2 separate regions of the Mus musculus genome follow, and region 1 is linked to region 2. The links are chromatin loops, found by intact Hi-C in ENCODE. Cell type or tissue: heart. All regions are shown on one strand.

The links. Hi-C counts contacts between places; a loop is a spot of excess contacts. Peaks named below come from ENCODE experiments on the same cell type or tissue, not always from the same donor. Only the 100,000 strongest peaks of a DNase experiment are listed, where the experiment ranks them.
Region 1: a loop joins it to region 2, with 7 times the contacts of the local background. A loop is called at or near these places in 1 of 42 quality-filtered maps.

Annotation. Positions count from the first base shown.
Region 1 is chr17:12,688,636-12,691,135 of GRCm38, reverse strand. It overlaps Igf2r (insulin-like growth factor 2 receptor), which reads left to right. Exons shown (of 48, transcript NM_010515.2): 42 at 890-1,004; 43 at 2,000-2,146. Among named protein-coding and RNA genes, the nearest start is that of Slc22a1, 14 kb to the right of the region's middle. In heart, a CTCF peak has its summit at 1,400 (motif pointing right); a DNase peak (open chromatin) is centred at 2,135; H3K27ac peaks cover 849 bases.
Region 2 is chr17:12,414,941-12,417,440 of GRCm38, reverse strand. The region is part of intron 17 of Plg (plasminogen); the gene reads right to left. Among named protein-coding and RNA genes, the nearest start is that of Plg, 38 kb to the right of the region's middle. In heart, a CTCF peak has its summit at 1,027 (motif pointing left); DNase peaks (open chromatin) are centred at 740, 1,020, 2,020 and 2,210; H3K27ac peaks cover 1,130 bases.

The sequences.
Region 1 (2,500 bases), 270 kb before region 2:
ACTTGACTCAGTTGCTGCATCAAGATTGGCAAGGTGAGGCTGTCCCTGGTGTGATGGAGAAAGTGCCTGAGCTTTGGTGGAAACCCGGTGACTAGTTGAAGCATTTCTACCCCCTTCCTGGAACATGAAGTCCATGCTGTTTTGATACTCTGAGGCACAGGGAGCCTGTTCAAAGCACCTTCGCTGATCATGTTCCGGATGCACATTGGCTTCTCAATGTACATCTACACACATCTAAAAAAGCTATGGTCACACAGGGCGCTGTACAGATGGCTCCGTGTTCCCTTGAGCTCTTGGCTAGGAATCATGACACGATCATCAAGGGAAGGAAGGGATCGGCTGTTAGAGGACAGGCACATTTTCCCAACTAAGGGAGCACACAAGGACCAGGCTGTGTTGGGGGTTAGACATTCTACTCTGCCTCTAAGGCTAGAGTAGGATCCCGATTGCGCTGTTTGAACTACAAGGTGACATGGATATTGAAATGGAGAGGGGATTCTGAGGGAATTCCCATGGCCTTTAATAACAAACTCAATCAAGAAAGTGGCCTCCCTTTGAGAATTAAAATCTCAACACATGAACCAGCTGGGCAAACTCACATCTTAGGAATTCTCTATTCCCGAAGTTCCTGACTACTGTAGAGCTGGATGCTAGTCATATAGGTGTGGCCATGGAGGCTTAGCATTCATTCCTGAGGATCCAGGAAGCTCATGGTCTTGCTGCTTCCTTACTTATGGTGGTATGGGTTGAGTGTATGGGCCAGTAACTGCCATTGAGTATGGAGGGCACCTTTAGACAGCCGGCACTTGCCTTTGCAGTAGATTTTTAAGCCCCGATATTGTTCTGCAGTGCACTAGAAATAATGCCAACTCATTGTCTCATGTTTCAGATGAAACGGTCATTGTTACTTACTCGAAAGGCTATCCTTGTGGTGGGAATAAGACTGCATCGTCTGTAATCGAATTGACCTGTGCGAAGACTGTGGGCAGGCCTGCATTCAAGAGGTGAGCCACAGGCGAGCACACTGTGCTCTCTGCCTCCCCCATTTCCACGTGGGAGTTGGGAATGTGCACACAGAGGAGAGGGTGTCTGGGACTGGCACTGTGTGTGGCAGAAATGCCCACTGAGACTGAGGCCTTAGAGGACAGATTGTCTCCCACAGGAGGTACCCCTACTCCATCTGAGGGCTAAGGCCACCTCAGCTTTTTTAGCCTGGTTTGCCTTAAGAAACATACTCCTGAATCAGCTTTGGAGGTGCTGACGCTAGCCTGAGCAGTGCAGATCTGGCTGCTGCCCCTCATCATGGGAGAATTAAGGGGGTGCTGATTGCACCACCAACAAGCAGGTTCTGGGTGTTGCAGGCAGTTGTTGGGTGATGTTAGAGGGATTGTGGCCAACAGGGGGAGCATGTGAACTGCTGTTTTGGAAACTGCTTTGAAAGGGTCTTTAATTTCTGAGACTAAGAGACTATTTGTACAAGTCTCGGTTCAGAGCTTCCAGCTTCATATGCTAAGGCATTTTTATTGAGTTTGGTTTTTCTCTGTGGGGATGGGGGTTGAACCTAGGGCTTCGAGCAAACCAGGCAGGTGCTGTGCTCTTGAGCGGTAGTTCCAGCTGTCTTGTTGTTTGACACAGGATGACACTAACGTGTCCAGGTTGGCCTTGGATTTGTTCTGTAACTGTGACAGGAACTTGCCACCTTTTACCTCTGTCTCAGTGGCTGGAGTCACAGGTTTGTGTCCCTAGGGTGAGCAGGCACTGCATCCTCGTCTGCTTCCCACGTTGCTAATGTTATCCTCGTACTGTGCTGAAGCATAGTGACCAGGACAGTCGTCCTGGCCCAGAGCTGTCACTCACACAGTCCCCGTGGGGACCAACAGCGGTGGCTCCCAAGGACCCTTAAGAACCCGGGCGACTGCCTCTTGCAGGCCTCTCCAGCTATGTGTGTGGCAGCCTTGCTGTGTGTGGCCCCGAGGTAACCGTGTCTGCTCCCTCTCAGGTTTGACAGTGTCAGCTGCACCTACTACTTTTACTGGTACTCACGGGCTGCCTGCGCGGTGAGGCCTCAGGAGGTGACCATGGTGAACGGAACGCTCACCAACCCTGTGACCGGCAAGAGCTTCAGCCTCGGCGAGATTTATTTTAAGTAAGTGGAAGCCTGCCTGTTTGGCTGACACACACTCCGAGGGAACAAGACCGTAAGTCTTGCCCTGTAGGCATGCTGCCAGGTAGGCAGTCTAGGCTTCAGTGACAGTTGGGAAGTGACCAAGTTTGGCTTACACCAAGCAAAAGGACTGCTTCTTTGTCATTTGACACTCAGTGGTGAATTTCTTATAAAAAGCAGTTTCCCTCTGCCCTTACTGCTGGAGCCAAGAGTCTCGGGACACAGAGAGAACAAGGAACTCTGGGCTGACCAGCATGTTAGCTAAAAGTAAGGTCCATCTCTTAGCGGTGTCACGGGCTGTCTTGGGGCAAGTGCACTGCATGTGCTGTCCGCAGT
Region 2 (2,500 bases):
CAAGGAACAAGCTGGTAACATAGTACAATTTCATTTAATTCATCTAATTAATTCATTTACTTCTTGCACCAGTTCCAGAAAGTAGCAACTTCTATGATTCCTGATAGGCAATTAAGGAAACCAAGGCTTAGTGTGGACAGTGTTTACCTGGAACTTGGAGCTGTGGGCCCTTCCCGCCCCCACTCCCTGTTCACAAAGGCTCCACACCTCTACCTCTGCCATCTATTTTCAGCCCATGATATTTTCTTAAGTCTAAGTTCTCAGAAACAACATATACATGTTTATATTCAGGATATTTTCGAGATAGGTATGGCCAGAAAACACACCAGAAAACATCAGTCCATAACACCCTCACGAGTGTCCACGTTGAACTATTATTAAAATATTAATAATTTTTAACTAGCTAATGTAATAGGTGTAAATTGTTTTGATTCATTTTTCTAATCTATATTTCTCCAGCAATGAGAGAAAGGGAACATTTAATCCCTTACTCGATTTATGAGTTGTATCTCTTCTTTATATATTAAAAAACAAAAACAAACAAACAAAACAGAAACAAACAAACAAACAAAAAAACCCTGCTGCTTTTGTGTGCCAGACGCCAGACTGAGCCAGAACACTTGCAGCAATGCCAGAGGAAGGGCTGTTGTGCAGAGGGATCCACCCAGGACTTAGCGAGCTTGACGAGAACCCAGCTTTCCAGTTTGCAAGCCCAGCTTTCTCCAGAGTTTTGTAACACGCTTTTGCTTTGCTAGCACAGAGCAGCCAAGAAATAAAGGACAGTGCCTTCCCCTGACACTTGGACTAGACTTGTCTTAGGTTCAGAAAAATGTGTAATCTGTCTGGTGATTATAGGAGCTGGAAGAGACATGTCTTAAGGTCATGGGACCAGAAGGGATGGTGGGCATTGCTCGAACTAAGTCCAGGAGTGGAGATACATATTAGGCTGAAATTGTTCTGAGCCCTGAGGAAACCACCTCTGGGTGGTTTACAGGACGTTGTGGTCTGTGAAGATATGCTGCCATCTGGTGGCCAAAGGAGAGAAGGCATCTCTGGAGGCCTGAAGGGTACTAGTAAATGACCTAGGGGCAAAAGCCCTACTGGGGGGGGGTGGGGGGGCACCAGGCTAAGTCTAGCAGTAGTCAGGCCCCCTGAAAATCCAGGAGGACAGCAAAAACCAATCTAGAAGAATCCTCAGCCTCAACACCAGCTAGCCATTGGAGTTTGAAAATCTGAGAAAGCCTGAGGCGTGAAGTGAAGAGAGATTTACCTAGGAAGCTAAAATCGCTGATTGACTAGATGTCGTTATTGCCATCTAGTAATGGTGAGGTGGAAATGATGATGACGATGATGGTGATAAGGGTGACTGTGAATGATGGGGATGTTGGTGATGTTGATGTTGGTGATAGAGACAAGTCTAGCCACAGCGTCTGGGGAAGGGACTGTCCGTGATTTCTGGGCTGCTCTGTGCTAGCAAAGCAAAGGCATGCTACAAAACTCTGGAAAAAGCTGGGCTCAGCAGCAGCAGCTGCAGTTTGCAACTGTAACAGAAGTATGTTTACTCAGGTCTTTATGGATACGGGGAACAGAGAAAGGGGGTTCTGGTGCTCAATGGGCTACCTCCCCCTCTTACCATCCCCCCCACCCCCAAAATGCCCATGGTATGTCCAGAGCTATGTCTCCTAGTTGTCCAGTTGACAATGAAGATCAATCACAAAGTTGATTTTGGGGGTGGGGAGGCGGGGCTTAGAAGCCTTTCACTCAACATTCCAAGGGCGGCTGAGGGATCAGCTCTTGTTGTGTACGGGCGTGCGTGGGCCTTGCCCCCAACTACAGAGCAGATCATGTAGCAAAGGTCTGAGCCAGGCGGAACTGGTTCAGAAAAACGTGGCTCAGGACCAGAGTCTGAGCTTTCCCAGCCTAGGCAGGTTATTGTTCCCACTGTGGGAAAAGTGACACCCTTTATTCCCATTGAGAGAGCCAAAAGTAACCCAACATCTGTAGCCACGATCCTCGTGTGACCTGAATGACTCCCAGATGGTGGCTGGATAGAGCCCGAGGTCCCAGGCCAGCACTAGAGAGGTCTGACTTTCTTGATCACTAGAAATTTCTCTCCTTCTGCTTAAATCAATTGGAGTTGGGTTTTCTCTCATTGCTTCTCCCACCACAGCCCTACAGCAGGCCTCCAGCCTAGGAGACCACTAGGGAGATCTCCCTAACTGTCCACAGCTGGTGAGCGGGAAGCGGGGCTCCTCCCCAGGTCTCTGCAGCCAGCCTCTGCTTTTCCTGCTGTACCTTCCTCCACACACACACACACCCGCACCCCTCCCCCCACCCCTCCCCCGTCTCTGAACATCAGGCTCCTCGTCTGCACATAGGAACAACATCTAACTCCCATGAGTTTGTAGCACACAGGTTTTTTTCTTTAAATGCAAACCACTTAAGGACGACCTAGCACTTCCATGGGTAAAACATCAGTTTCCAAGGTTCCAAAGTTCCT